2 separate regions of the Homo sapiens genome follow, and region 2 is linked to region 1. A link is an interaction called in ENCODE POLR2A ChIA-PET data of the cell type or tissue named here. Cell type or tissue: A673. All regions are shown on one strand. Each heading gives the region's core, and the rest is flanking DNA. Links, peaks and the distances in the headings are about the cores only.

Region 1 (12,276 bases), core at 4,337-8,336:
GGGGCTCAGGGACCTACGGGTGCCCCTGGGTTCCCCTGGACTGTCCTACCCATCCTCTAACCCACCCGCACACGTGGCCCCACACGGGCAGATGGCCCTTGCTTCTTGGATGGTCCCCCATGGCCCAGGCCCAACCTCCAGCTCAGCTTTGACCTCGGCTGTGACAGGGTCCCAGTGGCACACGATCTGTGTGGCAGGGCTCAGGGCTGATGGCCCAGATGGTGGGTCATCAGAGTCCCATGCTTATCTGTCATCTGTCCATGGCGTGTATACTGAACGTGTGCACACATGTGTGTGTCCAGGGGCCCACAGTGGCAGGGGCCTGGGACTTCAGGTGTCCGATTCAAATCAGATGAGGTGGCTGCAGCCTTTGAAACAGTTTTAGAGACCCGCCCCTGACTATGGCCACACACGAAAGCAAACCCTCCCAGCCTCACAGGCACGAGTCCATTAGACCCTCCTGAGCAGCCGTGAGGACTCCTTTCATCATTGCCATTTTCTGCACCAAGGGAGTCCTGCTCCTGCAGGCTCAGCCTCCCTGCCTCCTCCTTGTTTTTTCTGAAAGCCTTCTTCATATTGAGTACAAACAGCAGTGCTCTTCGCTGGGTTAGACCCCAACTCAGAGGGCACCTGCTCCCTCCCAGGGGCAGACAGGGGCCTCAATTTGTGCAGGAGGCGCTGGTGTCCTACAACCCCTGCTCCAGAGGCGTCCAGGAGCAGACAGATCACAGGGCGACTTGGCAAACACCCCAGCCGTTCAGGGCTGGCAGAATTCCGGGAAAGGAGAGGCGGCTGAGACAGGGAAGGAGACAGGTTCCAGTGAAATCTGGCCATGGATTATTTCAGGGCTCCTGTCCCGTGCCCCAGGCTGTGCCCAGCAACCTCCACAGGCAGCATCCTTGTTCTTAGGAAGGATACAGAGGTGTTTAGAGTGTGGAGTCTGCAACTTATTCTCAAATCATTCAGAAAGAAAGGTGTGGCCAAATGGAAGGAGAGCAAGCAGACAGTGAATCAAGGGAGGAGACTGCTTGCGGGTCATGCGGCATTGGGCTGCAGCCCTGCCACAGGCAGCTGAGTGTCCTGGGCATTCTTCCTGCAACTGTTCTGCAGTAGGAACTTTTTCAAGTTAGAAAGTTGCAGAAGGCCGGGCGTGGTGGCTCACACCTGTAATCCCAGCACTTTGGGAGGCTGAGGCAGGCGGATCACCTGAGGTCAGGAGTTCAAGCCCAGCCTGGCCAACATGGCGAAAACCCATCTCTACTAAAAATACAAAAATTAGCTGGGCGTCGTGAAGGATGCCTGTAATCCCAGCTACTTGGGAGGCTGAGGCAGGAGAATCGCTTGAGCTTGGGAGGCGGAGGTTGCAGTGAGCCAAGATCACACCACTGCACTCCAGCCTGGGTGACAACTGTCTCAAAGAAAAAAAAAGTTGCAGAAGAAGTTCTTCAAGGGGTCCTTAGGAACAGCCTGCTCCACTCTGACCTCCCGTGAGGACGGGAAGGGGACCCACGCCACGCAGCTGTGGGCAGCTCTGGCTCTGGCCGTAGCGGCCACAGTGTCCTCACCTGCAGCGCAGGGCATAGAGGGCTGTTGGTGTGGGGCCAAGAGTCACACACTTCCTCCAGTCTGAGCCCATGACCCTTTAGAGGAAAGGAATGGAGTATTTTTCCTGCCTTTTCTATTCAAACGGTACTTTAGAATAACCCAAGAGTAGATAAAAGGCAGTGTCTCAGCCCAGAAATGTTCATCAATAAGTGAAGAAGGAGCAGGATGGTCAGAATACCACCCATCAGGTGCAATCCTCATAAATCAATGGATGTAGGCATGGATTCTTGACAGCTGCTGGGGTCACGAAGGGGAGAGAGTTAGGTGTGAGGTGAGCCCTGGTGTGCACACAGCCTCGTGGCATCCTTGGAGCAAAGCCATTGAATCTGAATCTCATGGAGCCCCTGATCCAACACACAGGACACACCAGGGACAGAGGAACAGGGACAAATGTACCATTAGGATGCAGCCAGCAAAACCCAGACCACAAGAAACAGCTCCAAATAAACAACTCGTTCTGTTCTACAAACAGTGAGGGAATCGGAGACGGTGGCCTGGTTTCTTAGCAAAGACTCGGACAAGTCAACCTGTCGCAGAAAGCCGGCACCAAAGCTGATCATTCTTCCTGCCAAGAAACAGCAAAAAAGCCTAGGTAGTGAATAGCTACAAATTCTTGTTGTCCAGAGCTGTTGTGGGTATGGTTTTCAAAATGGTCCTGCTCTCTTAGAGGTACATGCGGAAATGTTTACAGACAAAATGATGCAATGTCTCAGATTTACTGAAGCGTGATCTGGGGGAAGGGGCTGTGGGAGGGCTACAGAGGAGACAAGATTGGTCTTAAGTCTGTAATCATGGAAAGTGAGTGTTGATGACATTTTTGGCATGTTTGAAAAATTTAGTAATTAAAAGTTTTCAAAAGGTTAAGGTGCTATATGTTGGAAATAAAGAATTTGGCGTATGAAATCACCGTTCAGATGGTGACTCTGAGGCTGTGGGGGGTGAGAGGGCAGGACAGGGAGGTGACCTTGGCCTTGTTCCAGGCACCAGACCTGCCTGTTGGAGCCAGGTGGGAGACGGCAGGGTGAGGACGTGCAGACATGCGGGTCCACCTCTGTACCCCGTAACCCCGTTTCCCAGATGAAGCAGAGGGCAGAGCCACCTGTGCACATCACGTGGCTGGAGAGAGACAGGGCCTGGAGGTGCTCTCAGAAGGGAAGGCCTAGCCTGACCCTGTGGTGCTCCCCGTGGGGACAACGGTCAGGCTTTTGAGTGAGATGGGCAAGGGTGGGAACGTGAGGGGCCCAGAGCTGGCCATGGCTGGCTCTGACTGGGCTTGGAGTCCTCGAGAGTGACTTGGCCCAGAGTGGTTCAGGCTCACCTGTTCACAGCTCTGCATTGTGACCCGGGGTCAGCTCTCCCGGGCTGTCCTGCACTTGGACTGACAGCATTCTGAGGATGTTCAACTCCAAGGACAAATGGGGTCCTGGGGCTGTGCCTGCAGTTCTGTGGGTACTGAGGGCAGCAAGGGGGTACAGCCACCCTGTGCTTGCCAAGAACCACCACAAGCCACCCCACAGGTGAGGCAGGCCTCAGGCAGCAGCCCAGGGATCTCCAGGTCTGTTCTCAGGGGCACTGGGGCTCCCAGCTGGTAACATCTGATGATGGGCAGAGAGGGCCCTGGGCTGAGCAGGGCCCGAGAGGACGTCCGACCTGTGCACGAACCAGAGGCTGCCTTCGTTTTTCTCAATCAAATCTCACGTGGTGATCTAGTAGTTTGTATTAAGAGAAGAAAGAAGCTTTTCTTTATTTTTGATTCATGGTGAAACACACATCACTTAAAATGTGCTGTTTTACCATCTGGAAGGGCACAGTTGAGCGGCGTGAAGCACGTTCACATTGCTGTGCAACCGTCGCCACCATCCACCTCCAGAACCTTCTCTCTCCCCAGACTGAAACTCTGTCCCCATTAAACCCTGACCCCCAGCGCCTGGTAACCTCTTTTCTGCTTTCTGGCTCGGTGAGGTGGATGACTCAGACTGGCAGAATCTCAGGCCTCCCCTGGGTCTTCTCTAAGATGCAGGTTCTTGAAGGCAGGCTTGCTGCTGAAAGACGCCAGACTCCAAGGCCCTGGGTGATTCCAAGCACTTGAGGTTCTGGACAACGCTGAGCCGTTGGGACAGGAGGAAGGTCGGAGGAGGGGTGGGGTGGCCATAGGGGCGCTGGGAACTCTGGGGTGACGGAAATGTTCTGTATCTTCGTTGTGGATCATAGCTCGTGGTTTCAGCGCGTTAGTCCCGCCTCCGTGAGTCTGTGTTGGTTGTGGTTCAAAGCTCGTGGGGCTGTAGACTGAGGGGTGGATTTCAGCGCGTGTTAGTCCTGCCTCCGTGAGTCTGTGAAAAACAACAGCAGCAGAGAGTGACCGAGCTGCCGTCCGCTCAAGGCTGTTTCGGGTGGCCAGGTCCTCCCTCCTGTGGGCCTGTGTGCACTCAAGATCGTCCTCCCCTGGACGGCCATGAAGGGCTGTGAAGAGCATGAGCCCCCATCCCGGCAGCCCCTCGCTCCCTGACCAGGCTGCTGCCTGCACGAGGCTAGCTCTGCAAGGGGGGCACGGAGGGGAATAGAGATCCTGGTTCTTGGCGCTTGGTGGGGATGGTGTTACTGAGGTCACAGCCATGGGGTCTGCCTGTCTCAGAGACCCCCACTGTTCCCCCGCCATGCCCTGGAGTTTGACCTTGCCATCGCCAGTGAAGGCGCAGTGGCCAAGGGGCTGTCCCCGTCCATGTGTCACCCCAAGGGGAATGCACAGCTCCGGAGGGGGACCACCGGGCTCTGCAGCGTCAATGAAGAAACTGAGGCCCAGAGCGGGGCAAGGCGCCTGCCCCACCCTGGTGCCCACTGCTCTTCCCAAAAGCATTGCCAGTGGGGCACCACCCACCCCAGGAGGGCAAGGTGAGAGCCCTGGGTCTGGAGTGCCACGTGGACCTGGCACAGGTTGGAGAGGGGAGGTGCCCAGCATGCTGACCCACCCGAAGCCACCCGTGCCTACTTTGGGATTTTACATCCCTGTGCACCTGTGGGGGCTGTGTCCTACATACCCAGGGCTGGCTCCTGAAGGCAGTCAGGGAAGCAAGAAGGAGATCAGGAGAATGCTTCCCGAGAATAGGTGGTTTTGGGTTGTCCCCAGTGGCTTGGAATGGCTGGCTTGCCAGAACCCAGGTTCAAATCCCAGCTTCACCACTGGCCAGCAGCACGACTCTGGGCAAATGGTGTGACCATCTGTGCCTCTGTTTCCCCATAAGCCAACTGGAGGTAGCGATTGCCCTGCAGTCTCATGAGTTAATGACATAAAACGCTGGAGACTGTGCCTGGGGTGGAAGAAGGACTCAATCGCCCATGAGCATGATTTGTGTTCTCCCCTGGACAACGGCAGAAATGCAGCAGCGCTTGGGAGGGCTGGGAGCCTCCCCAGGCAGGAGGAATTCTCTTCTGAGCATCTGGGCTAACATCTTTCCTTCCTTCCTTCATTCACTCATCATTCATTCACTGAACACCTACCACATGCCAGGATGGGGGTATAGCAGCCCAAAAAAACTGGCAAAAAGTTCTGGCCCTTTGAACTCACGTCCCATCAGAGAAGACAGAAAATAAGCGAAATAAATAGGCACCATACATGGCCGGCAAGGAGTAACGAGAGCCGCAGAGAAAACCACACGGGGGGAGCGTGGGGGTGCAGGCAGGTCAGGAAGGCCTCGTGCAGACCCTGCAGGAGCACTCCGGTGGGCGTCGGGGAAGATGCCAGGTAGGGGAACAGCAGGTGCAAAGACCCCAGGGCAGGCACGTGCTGGGGGTGCTGGAGGAACAGCGCTGGCCTGGCGGGGTGGCCGGAGCGGAGGGAGCAGAGGGCCGTGTGAGAAGCCACGGGCAGATCATGCCTCGTAGACCTCGCCACAGCTTTTATTCTGGAAGAAGTGAGTGGGCGTGGGAGATTCTGAGCAGAGCCGCCACGTGACTTACACGTTAAAGGGACAGTTCTGACTGCTTTGTGGAGAATGCATTTAGGGGTCAGAATGGTTGGGAAGCTGCTGCTGGATGCCTGGGGAGTGACCAAGGAGTCCTAGGCCAGGGTGGGGGTGGAGAAGGTGGCGGAGAGGGGTTGGATACCAGAGACGTGCTTTTCGTTGTTCCTACTTCATTTTTCGACTGACAGGCAATAAGATTCCCTTCTGTGCTTGTTCGCACCTATGAGCTTCGATAAATGCAGCCATGTATCCCCACTTCAGAAGACACACCGGCCCCCGCCCTCCAGCCCTGTGGCCCACCCGCCCCGATGCCCGCCCCTCCACCCACTGGTCCGCTCTCCTCCCCCACAGCTTTGCCTTTTCTGGGACGTCGAGTGAATGGAGCCAGCTGGGCTGTGGCCTCTCGAGCCGGCCTTCTTCCTTCACTGCATCCTCTGAGCTGTTGCCTGCATTGACCAGGCGTTCCTTTTTATTGTGCAGTCAGATCCATTCTGTGGATGGACCACGTTTTGTTGAGGCATTTGCCCACCAAAAGACTTCTGGGTTGTTTCTGGGTTTGGGCGATTATGAATAAAGTAGCTACAAATATTCACATATGATGAATTTTGTGTGAATATACATTTTCATTTCTCATGAGTAAATACGTAGGTTTCAGATTGCTGGGTCATACAGAAAGTGTATGTTTGCCAGTGTTTCCTAAGCGATGCGCTGTTTTGAACGTCCCTCACCCTAGCCTTAACCCACATGAAGCAGTGGTCACTCTGCATCCTGGCCAGCTCCTGGTCTTGCCTCACTGCTCTGGCTATGACGTCCAGTATGATGGTGAATAGGAGTGATGAGAGTAGACATCCTTGCCTTGCTTCCAGTCCCTTTTTTTTTCTTTCAAAAAAAAAAAAAAGTTTTTCGTTTATTTAAGTTTTTGTTAGAGCTCTTTATAAAGTTAGGAAAGTTTCCTTATATTCCTAGTGTGCTGAGAGATTTTTTTCTTCATCGTGAATGAATGTTAAATTTTGTGCAGTGATTTTTCTGTCTCATCATGTGGCAAGATCATGTGGATTTTCTCCATTAGTCAGTTAATGTGGTGAATTATATTGATTACTTTCCAGTTGTGATAAAATGTACATCACGTAAAATTTACCACTTTAATCAATATAAGTGCACAGTTCTGTGGCACTAAGTACACTGTCACATGACCATCTCCACCCTCCCTCTCGGTACATCGTCATACGATCATCCCCACCCTCCCTCTCGGTACATCGTCATGCGACCATCTCCACCCTCCCTCTCCAGAGCTCTTTTCATCTTTCCAAACTGAAGCTCTGCGCCTGTTAAACACTAACTCCCCATCTCCTCCTCCCCCAGCCCCTGGCAACCGCCATTCTACTTTTTGTCTCTGTGAATTTGACCACTCCGGGGGCCAAATATAAGTGGAAAACCTTGGTTAATTCTTGAATGATGAACCAGCCTCACATTCCTGGGATAGACCTCATTTCGTCGTGTATTAGCTGGTTTTGACTTGCTAGTGTTTTGCTGAGAATTTTTGTGTCTATGCTCATGAGAAATATTGGTCTGTAAGTTTATTTTCCTGGGTTATCTTCATCTGGTTTTCTGGCCTCATAACATGAGCTGGGAGGTTCTTGTTCCTTTTGTGTTTTCTGTCAGAGGTTGTGTAGAATTGGCATGATTTCCTCTTTAAAGCTTTGGTAGATTGTCCAGCAAAACCATCCGGGCCTGGAGTTTTGTAGGAAGGTTTTTATAAATTCAATTCTTTTCAAAGAAACCAGGTGTAGTGGTTCAGGCCTGTAATCCCAGCACCGTGGGAGGCCAAGGAGGGTGGATCACCTGAGGTCAGGAGTTTGAGACCAGCCTGGCCAACAGGATGAAACCCTGTCTCTACTAAAAATACAAAACTTAGCCAGGTGTGGTGGTGGGCACCTGTAGTCCTGGCAACTCGGGAGGCTAAGGCAGGAGAATCGCTTTAACTCGGGAGGTGGAGGTTGCAATGAACCGAGATCACGCCACTGCACACCAGCCTAGGTGACAGAGCGAGACTCCATCTCACAAGACAAATTATTTTAAAAGATAAAGGAATATTCAGGTTATATATTTCTCCTTGAGTAAGTGTTAGTAATTTGTATCTTTTGAGGAATTGGTCCATATAATCTATTTTGTCAAATTTTAGAGCATAGATTTATTTGTGGTATTCTGTCATCATCCTTTTAATGTCTGTGGGGTCAGTAATAGTGTCTCCTTGTTCATTTCTAATATTGGTAATCTGTGACTTCTCTCTTTTCTCCTTGGGCAATATGGCTAGGATTTTATTAACATTATTGTTCTTTTTCAAGAATGAGCTTTTGATTTCATTGATTTTTTTTCTATTGTCTTTTAGCTTTCAATTTTATTTATTTATATTTCTTTCTTCATTTCCTTTTTCTGCTTGCTTTGGGTTTAATTTGCTCTTCTTTTCCTAGATTTCCTAAGGTGGGAGCTTGGATTATTGATTTAAGATCTTTATTCTTTTCTAACATAAACATGAAATGCTATAAACATCCTCCTAATTAATGCTTTAGTGGCATCTCAAAATTTTTGAACATTGTATTCTAATTTAGATCAAAATTTTTTTATATCTTGAGATTCCCTCTTTAACCTTTGTGTTATTTACAAATGTGTTGTTTAGTTTCCAAATGTTTGGGATTTTCCAGATATTACTTTTTTATCCATTTCTAATTTAACCCTATTATGTTTAGAGAACAAATGTGCATGATTTAAATTCCTAATTTTGTGAATGCTTGTTTCATGGTTTAGGATAATGGTCTATTCTGGTGAATGTCACATGCACACTTGAGCAGAATGTGCTGTGCTATCATTGCTGGGTATATTATTCTATGAAGGTCAATTTGTTGGATAGTGTTATAGTATTTAATTCTAGAATTTTTATTGGTTCTTTTAATATAGTTTCTTTTTGTCTTTTAAGAACTTTCATTTTTCCATTTATTTCAAGAGAGTTACCTTTACCTCAAGGAGCATGGTTGTAATGCCTGCTTTAAAGTCTTTGTCTGGTAAATCCATCCTCTGGGTCATCTTGAGGGTGGCATATATTGATTCTCTTTTCCTTGAGAGTTAGTCCCATTTCCATGGTTCTTTTTCTGTTAAGTAATTTTGAATTAATTCCTGAACATTTTGAATTTTGTTGTGGTTCTTTGGGTTATGTTAGAATCCTCTGGAGAGGCAGCCCGCTTGGTCAGAGCTGCCGCTTTTGTCTCACTGTCTGTCCGTGGTGGTTCCAATGCAGGCCTGTTTTTGGGTCTTTTGCTGTTCAGCCATTCCACATGAAAGTGCCATTCAGGGGCAGGCTTAGATCTTGGAGATCGTTTATATCACAGCGGTTTTCAAGCCCTTAACTATAATTGTTTAGGTGTGTTCCTCATATGTGGTAACTCCAGGACTTGTGTTGACTCATACACAGAACTGGGGGATCCCCTTGTTCAGCTCTCACCTCTCTGAGATTTCCTGTCACACTCTCTAGTTTCCAGGGATCCTTTCCTTAGGCCTCCAGCCAGGAAGCCCGAGTATTCCATGTTATGTCCTCTGCTGACTTCTTTAGATCCACTTCTCTGTATTTGCTCTTGGAATGGTTGCCCTGGAATATCAGTATGCCTCTGAGTGGACTCTGAGTGCTCAGAGTCTGATCAGATTCATATCATGCTGATTTACACCTGACACCTCCTGCTTCTCACTTCCACCTTGATGTCTGTTTCAATGGACTCATTTTTTTCTTGTCAATGGGTCACATTTTACTTTCTTTGCATATCTAGTAATTTTTAACCTATACTAGACCTTGTAGATGACACATTAAAGAGACTGGATTGTGTTGTGTTCCTTTGGAGAGGGTTGATTCTTATTTTAGCAGGCAGTTCAGTGGCAGACTCGTCATCTTGAACTTGGGTCGGCTTGGTTTCATGCTTAGTTGAGTAAACAACTACGGAAAGCCCAAGGCATTTTCCAATATCCCTTCTCACTTGGAAGAACTCAGTGGGCACCTTCAGCCTCCTCTGTGGATTCTGTCTTAGCTGGGGTGGGTTTGGAGGCCTTGCTCTAGGGCTTCTCCATCCTCCTGTGTCATGGGCTTCCTGGCATCTCTGTTGGCTGCTTCATGTGTTAATGAGACTTCTTCCCCCTAGCTCTGCCAGGATGCCAGCCACCCTCTGATAAGCCTTTCGTGGCCTTGTTCTGTACACGCTGGGCCAGCACAGATCCCACAGGAAAGCCGGTGTAGGCTTCTGAGGACCGTCACCATGCAGTCCCCCTCTCTAGCACCTGGCTCTGCAGATGTAGCCACAGCCACAGCCCGCATCTCTGATCTCTGCCTCCTTGGCTCAGATAGTAACGTTCTGCCCGGACCTCAGCTCTTACGTCTCCATCAGGAAACTGTCCCCAAACAGAGGCATGGTGATGATGGGCTCACCTTGTGAGTATCCATGCCCTTAGGGACCACAGTCCTGAGGTTTGTCCAGGGTCTGAAAACAACTGCCTGATACATCGTGTACAATTTTATAGTTGTTTATGGCAGGAGAGCTAGTCCAGTACCCCTGGCGAAAGTCATCCGTAGATTTTAAACACTGCCTACTTTCAAAAAGATCTGAGGCAGCTTATGATAAAAGGCTTGGGCTCAAAGGAATTATTAAAACAATGTTACAAAAGAACACAGAACAAAGAAATAGAGTTATCCAAGAAACATGAGTCTGAGGACAGCCACTGTGTTTGAGTAAATCTTACACTGAAGCTTATGAAAAAGAGCAACATTATTTGGACTTAAACATTTTTAGCCTGTTGTCTGTGAAAAGGTGAACTTACTGTAAATTTCAGTAACTCTCCTTTGACATATTTAAAGGTTAAGAGAATTATTTCAAGAGCCTTGTTTTCTTATAATTCAAACACGGTTCCTCTCCTTAAAAACTCACACTTCCAGGCTCTCAGCATTCAGAGAGTACGGGAGCTGTTTGGGAATCATTCCTGCTTGGGCATCACTCAATTGTAACTGCTCACAACAGCCGTGGGATGCTGCTGTCTGGGGTGTCACTTCCCAGTTGATTGGCAGAATCACGAAGCCCCCGGCTCCTGCGAGTCAGGGAGGGACCGCAAGTGTGTCTGGGCCGTGTCACTCCGGAGCTGCGAATAGAGCCGTCCGGAATGTGCTGGTCAGGAGCCAGGGCAAGGAACGCTCATTTGTCCACCTGTCGACTTCAGGCTGCGTGCCCAGCAGGATGTGCACAGTAGGAAGCGGCTGTCGGGGGTCACTATTTATTGCCTGGAGCTGAGGGATAAGCCATTCCATCTGGGCTGACCCCATGGTGGAGGACCAGATCCAGGATCCCTGGTCCAGGGCTCACCAGCATTTCCCATCACCACTGCCCTGCCCTGCACCCTTAAGACACAGAAGCTGCCAGTGGGGACAGAGGTCTTTCCAGCCCAGGGACCTCCTCAGACACAGCAGCCTGAAGCTCCTCTCTCTGGCCTGTCCTTAGTACAGGGAGCCCCCAAGCACGGGGCTTTATTTCCTCTGCACCTGTGATGGGCTGAGGGAGTCAGGGCCGAGCCAGCGAAACACTGGGGTTGCTTTGAAGCTGGCTTCAGGTGAACACGCTGACCCCCTGGGTGGTCTCCAGGTGGTCTTCCTGTGGCAGCAGGTCAGGCGGAGGCAGCAGCCTCTGGGGCAGGAGGCAGAGATGGGAGGGGCCATGGGCAAGAGGTCTGGCAGCTCTGTGTCTGCCCAGTGGCTTCAACCAGCTTGTAGGAGGCAGTGGGGAGTGGCTGCCCAAACGGCCCCACTGTCCCCACAGGCCTGGCACAGGGTTGAGGGTCCAAGATTCTGCCCCGCTCAGAAGTTTGCTTTGCCAAAGTGGCCCAAACTCTCAGGGGACCCGAGCCATGACCTCCCAAGTCCTGGGAGGAGCCAAACTGCACCCAGACCCCAGCTCAGAGGGCAGCAGCTCTCAGCAGAGCCCTGGGACAGTGGGGCCCCTGCAACCCCAGAGGCCCAGACGGTTAGGGACAAACACTCAGATGCTAGTGCAGTGACCTGGAAGCATGCTTCTAACCAAAGGAAGCATGCCTGGAACAGGGAGGGTCCCCAAGGCCCCTACCCTGGCGAACCTGCCACAGACTAGAAGCGGGTAATTGCAGGGCACTCAGACAAGGTGCAGGGCACCCATCAAACTTCCTGCAGTGGATTTTCCTGACAGCTTCTTCAAAAGGAGCCCATCTAATGTATTAAAAATAACTGCATTTGTGTCCGATCAGCACAGAGATGCTCAGAAAGCCTCCAGTTAAAACCAGCGGGGTGGAGATCTGTGTTTTGACAGCTCCAACCCCAAATACCTTTCATGCTTCTGCCTGTCAGGAAGAACCACAGAAACCCCGAGGGTCTCCTGGGCAGGCACTGGTCTCTTGGGGCTGCAGAGGCTCAAAACACAGAAATGTGTCCTCCGTGGCTCTGGAGGCCTGAAATCAGGGTCCCAGGCCCACACTCCGCGGAGGCTCTAGGGAAGGACCCTTCCTGCCTCCTGCAGCTCCTGGAGGCTCTTGGCATTCCTTGGCTTGTGGCCGAATCGCTCCTTTCTCTGCTTCTGTCTCCACGTGGCTTCCCCCTGTGCGTCTCTGTGTCATCTAAGGATACTGGTCATTAGATTTAGGGCCCACTCCGATCCAGGAT
Region 2 (5,503 bases), core at 1,442-5,441, 96 kb after region 1:
CTCGGGGTACAGCCACCCTCTAGGTGATGCGTCAGCATCCCCCTAACCCCCGTGTGTCTAGGGCCCACAGGCCATTTTCACAGGGATGGCATGAGTCCTCCCCTGGGCCCAGAGAGGTAAATGGAGAGAGAGACTGAATCGTGGGCCAGGGTGGGGAGACCTCGTGGAGCCGGGTGGGAGGGCAGGCCAGGGCGGGGTGCGGCCCAGCAGGAGGGGCCCCAGCCATTGACCTCTCCTGACCCGGATCTCTCGCAGGCGCAGCCACAACAACCTCCGCATCACACGCATCCTCAAGTCGCTGGGTGAGCTGGGCCTCGAGCACTTCCAGGCGCCGCTGGTCCGCTTCTTCCTGGAGGAGACGCTGGTGCGGCGGGAGCTGCCGGGGGTGCGGCAGAGTGCCCTGGACTACTTCATGTTCGCCGTGCGCTGCCGACACCAGCGCCGCCAGCTGGTGCACTTCGCCTGGGAGCACTTCCGGCCCCGCTGCAAGTTCGTCTGGGGGCCCCAAGACAAGCTGCGGAGGTTCAAGCCCAGCTCTCTGCCCCATCCGCTCGAGGGCTCCAGGAAGGTGGAGGAGGAAGGAAGCCCCGGGGACCCCGACCACGAGGCCAGCACCCAGGGTCGGACCTGTGGGCCAGAGCATAGCAAGGGTGGGGGCAGGGTGGACGAGGGGCCCCAGCCACGGAGCGTGGAGCCCCAGGATGCGGGACCCCTGGAGAGGAGCCAGGGGGATGAGGCAGGGGGCCACGGGGAAGATAGGCCGGAGCCCTTAAGCCCCAAAGAGAGCAAGAAGAGGAAGCTGGAGCTGAGCCGGCGGGAGCAGCCGCCCACAGAGCCAGGCCCTCAGAGTGCCTCAGAGGTGGAGAAGATCGCTCTGAATTTGGAGGGGTGTGCCCTCAGCCAGGGCAGCCTCAGGACGGGGACCCAGGAAGTGGGCGGTCAGGACCCTGGGGAGGCAGTGCAGCCCTGCCGCCAACCCCTGGGAGCCAGGGTGGCCGACAAGGTGAGGAAGCGGAGGAAGGTGGATGAGGGTGCTGGGGACAGTGCTGCGGTGGCCAGTGGTGGTGCCCAGACCTTGGCCCTTGCCGGGTCCCCTGCCCCATCGGGGCACCCCAAGGCTGGACACAGTGAGAACGGGGTTGAGGAGGACACAGAAGGTCGAACGGGGCCCAAAGAAGGTACCCCTGGGAGCCCATCGGAGACCCCAGGCCCCAGCCCAGCAGGACCTGCAGGGGACGAGCCAGCCGAGAGCCCATCGGAGACCCCAGGCCCCCGCCCAGCAGGACCTGCAGGGGACGAGCCAGCCGAGAGCCCATCGGAGACCCCAGGCCCCCGCCCGGCAGGACCTGCAGGGGACGAGCCAGCCGAGAGCCCATCGGAGACCCCAGGCCCCAGCCCGGCAGGACCTACAAGGGATGAGCCAGCCGAGAGCCCATCGGAGACCCCAGGCCCCCGCCCGGCAGGACCTGCAGGGGACGAGCCAGCCGAGAGCCCATCGGAGACCCCAGGCCCCCGCCCGGCAGGACCTGCAGGGGACGAGCCAGCCGAGAGCCCATCGGAGACCCCAGGCCCCAGCCCGGCAGGACCTACAAGGGATGAGCCAGCCAAGGCGGGGGAGGCAGCAGAGTTGCAGGACGCAGAGGTGGAGTCTTCTGCCAAGTCTGGGAAGCCTTAAGGAAAGGAGTGCCCGTCGGCGTCTTGGTCCTCCTGTCCCTGCTGCAGGGGCTGGGGCCTCCGGAGCTGCTGCGGGCTCCCCTCAGGCTCTGCTTCGTGACCCGTGACCCATGACCCACAGTGCTGGCCTCCTGTGGGGCCACTATAGCAGCCACCAGAAGCCGCGAGGCCCTCAGGGAAGCCCAAGGCCTGCAGAAGCCTCCTGGCCTGGCTGTGTCTTCCCCACCCAGCTCTCCCCTGCGCCCCTGTCTTTGTAAATTGACCCTTCTGGAGTGGGGGGCGGCGGGCAGGGCTGCTTTTCTTAGTCTGATACCAAGCAAGGCCTTTTCTGAATAAATTCATTTGACTTTGAGTCTTTGGTATGGACCGGGGTCCTGTTGGGTGGCTGGTAGGGCTGGTGTCACAGCTGATGTCCCTCCAGGCTCCAGTGGCCTGGCCCGGCGACCGCCTCACATTGCTCCACCAGGTGCCTGTGGGGGCAGAGTGGTGGCCCAGCCCTCCCCACACACCCACTTGGCCACACAGTCCCCAGGCATGAACAGGTGGGCAGGCTGCAGCCTCCCAGAGCCTCTGAAGGTGGAACCGAGGTCCCTCAGCAGGCTTTTGCCACCTGTTCAAGATGAGTCTGGGGCTTCCCTTGGGGTTGGCCGGGGCAGTGCTTGTGCATGGTGGGGTCTGGACCAGGCCTTTCTGCCTGCTGTGATCTGGGATGCGCTGCTGTGCCTCGGGCAGGCTTGGCAGTACTCTCTGGCGGGCCCCTTGGCTCCCTCAGGTCTGGTGGAGCCAGGTGTGCCCCCAGGGCAGTCCCTCCCTGCAGTCTGCCCTTGTCACCCTGGGCCAGGACCCCCCGCTTCCCGGTTCCCCTACATTTCTACATCAGCAGGGTAAGGGGCTTTTTGTGGGGCCTCAGAGGAGGGGCCGGACACTTGTCTTTGCTCAGTGAAGGACAGGGCAGACCTGGGGCACCCCTGGGTGGGAGGGTTAAAGCTGTAGACCCTGGTACCACTTCAGGTAAAATGCCCAGCTCCCATCTGGTGGCACAGGATACACGAGCCGGAAGTCACTGGGAGGAGACACCCGAGGTTCAATAATCCCCCAGAGCTGCGTGGGGAAGCTGTGGGACCCCTGGTGCCTCAAGTGTGGCTCAGGGGATTCCTGCCATGGAGGGAAACTGAGGCAGTGAGCTGGACATAGGGCTAGAAGTGCAGTCACTGGGGCAGCGCCCGGCAGATCCAGCGTCCCCAGTCCAGGCCGTTGTGGGGCTGGAGTCGGTGAAAATCAGCGCCTGAAGTGAGGAGCCTGTTGGAGCAGCCCTGGGGGCCGATGCCTGGCGGTGGGCACCTGGGGACAGCAGGCAGTGCTGGCCAGCCAACCCGGGCTTCAGGGAGAGTGATGACCCACAACAGGCGGGCAGCAGGAGGCTCTGCCCCACTCAAAAGTGAGCCGGGGGAGGCTGAGCTCTGACAGTGCCCACCCTCTGCCTAGGATCTGCCTGGAGCTGGGGGTGGTTTTTTGAGGGGCTTGAAGGTGGTTCGGGGGGGACACCAAGCAGGTGTCCCAGGCATGAGGTGGCTCCCCTGGCCTGAGGTGAAGGCCAGCTGTGTTTTGTCTGATTTGGGTCAGATAGCAGTCCTTGCTGACTGCATGCTGGGCATCATGGGGATAGGCAAAGTGGGGTGTGGGGCCAGGGACCAGGGGAGAGCCACTGAGGAGGGGGCTGGCCACAGGGTCATCTTGCCAGGTGGAACTGGTAGGGAGGACTTATCCTGTCCCCCAGACCCTGGGCTTGGGGTGGGGCTGGTGCTGGGAGCCCCTAAGGCCCCCTGCTGTCTGGGCTGACCTGCTCCACCCACCTCTCCCCGTAATCAAAAGTCCTCTGTTAGGAAGCTCTGTGCCAGGATGACTTGGACTCCTCAGGAGGGTGGGCCTTTTCAGCTCCTCCCACCTCGCCTGATGGAATTCGCACACACCCCTCCCAGCCCAGCCACCGCGCTCACCCAGCAGTGAAGGGAGAATCTCCCTCCACTCACTTCACCGCGGGAGAGATTAGAGCGACACTATTATTTTGAGACAGGGTCTCACTCTCTTGCCCAGGCAGGAGTGCAGTGGCGCCGTCTTGGCTCACTGCAGCCCCGACCTTACAGGCTCAAGCGATCCTCTTGCCTCAGCCTCCCGTGTAGCGTGGACTACAGGCGAGCACCACCATGCCCAGCCGATGTTTTAATTTTTGGTAGACATGAGGCCTCCCTCTGTCTCCAAGCTGGCCACGCCCGGCCGATGTTTCAATTTTTGGTAGAGATGAGGCCTCCCTCTGTCGCCAGGCTGACTGCGCCCGGCCAGAGTGCGGTGCTCCTGCTGAGCAGTTTTGCGCCCACTCCCCTCTCATCCCCTCCCGCCCTTGCTAACTCACAGCATTGCAACAGTCATGAGTCCCCACCTGCCGAAAGGAAGCTCCTGCAGCCCCCTACAACCCCCAGGGCAGCCTTTCTCGGGAATTTTCAAGATTCCTGGGGGAGGGGCTGGCATCTGCGCCTTCACTGAGCCTACAGGCAACTGGAAGCTTTGAGTCCCCTAGGGCAGCGACTGCCCTGGCAGCCTGAGGCAGAGCTTGGCCGGACCTGGCGACCCCTGAGCTTCTGGGAAATGGACATGGCCAGCACCGCCTTCAGGTTCCTGCCCAGGGCACGGTTCCTTCAGGCCGGGGATCCCGGGGAGGGGTTCTTCCCCTCGGCCAGGGTCATCGTTTTGCGATCTCTCCTGGGAGTCTGGGTTTGGAGTCTGGTCTTAGCCGGTAGCAACTGACGTGGCCTGACCACCCGGCCCGTCCAGGTCCACGGGTGAGGGGCCGCGGTGGGGGTGCTCCCAGCCCAGCAGGCAGCGCTGGACAGTGACCCCGGAGCGGGAACCAGGGCTGCGCTGGGCACTGACCGGGCCCTGGTACCGGGGATTCACCCTCCCCGGGGTGTTCCTGGGCCTTGGGTCGCCTGGGTCCGCTCCGGCGCCTGGGGAGGGGTCTGCGGCTTCGGAAACTCGCGGGTCTCCCCTGCCCCTCCCTGAAGGCGGCCCTTCAGCGCCGCGCGCTTCCGCCCCCACACTCGGGTTGAGGAGCAAGGAGAGAAAAGAGCGTCTTTCTCTCTTGCTCAAAGCTGCGTGTGTGCAACGCGCCAGTCCCAGGATAATTTTAACTCGCGGCCGGAGAGAACGCGCCGCCCGCCCGGCGTCTTTTTTGTTTTCGCCCAGGCGGGCTGGGCGGCGGCGCGGGGCGGGTGGAAGCCCCCCCGCCCAGGTGGGCCCGGCTGAATGGGGGGCTTGTGCAGGCGGGGGCGGGAAGGGGAAGGGGAAGGGGCCGCCCACCTCCCGCCCCGCCCGCCCGCGCGCCGCCCGCCCCGACGCCGCAGCTCAGACTCCGCTCAGCCATGGCCGGGCCGCGCGCGTGCGCCCCGCTCCTGCTCCTGCTCCTGCTCGGGGAGCTTCTGGCGGCCGCCGGGGCGCAGGTGAGCGCGAGCTCCGGGCTCTGAGGCTGGACGTGGAGCCGCGACCGCCCCAGCCCCGAACCCGCCACTCCGGGGTGCCCGGCGCAGCCTCGACGCCCCCAGCCCGTGTCGCCGTCGGGGCGCGGAGTCGCCAGCGCCTCGGGATGAGCCCCGTCCGGCCGCGTCCTCGATGGGTCCTCGCTGGCCCGGGTCGGCCGGCGCCGCCGCCTCCTCTGGGAGCACAAGGGGGCCTTTGTTCCCGCCGCCGGAGGGAGGCGGGGGACACACTGCGCGGGGGCGCCGGGCTCCGCCCGAGGCTTTGGGTCTCACCGAGGAGAGCGGCGGTCGTCGCAGGC

What was found. Peaks named below come from ENCODE experiments on the same cell type or tissue, not always from the same donor. Only the 100,000 strongest peaks of a DNase experiment are listed, where the experiment ranks them.
Region 2: POLR2A ChIA-PET joins it to region 1 with 7 read pairs; 4 of 35 experiments call an interaction of 5 or more read pairs at or near these places.

Annotation. Positions count from the first base shown.
Region 1 is chr20:62,712,676-62,724,951 of GRCh38, forward strand. The region is part of intron 1 of NTSR1 (neurotensin receptor 1); the gene reads left to right. Among named protein-coding and RNA genes, the nearest start is that of NTSR1, 10 kb to the left of the region's middle. RefSeq lists a silencer at 8,699-8,891 and an enhancer at 10,719-11,258. In A673, for the core only: no CTCF peak of the experiment used is centred there; no DNase peak of the experiment used is centred there.
Region 2 is chr20:62,811,975-62,817,477 of GRCh38, forward strand. It overlaps OGFR (opioid growth factor receptor), which reads left to right. Exons shown (of 7, transcript NM_007346.4): 7 at 256-2,026. The coding sequence ends at 1,675. COL9A3 (collagen type IX alpha 3 chain) reads left to right here and starts at 5,076. Exons shown (of 32, transcript NM_001853.4): 1 at 5,076-5,168. The coding sequence starts at 5,091. RefSeq lists enhancers at 3,256-3,942, 4,631-5,316. In A673, for the core only: no CTCF peak of the experiment used is centred there; DNase peaks (open chromatin) are centred at 3,617, 3,947, 4,182 and 4,817; H3K4me3 peaks cover 1,134 bases; H3K27ac peaks cover 769 bases.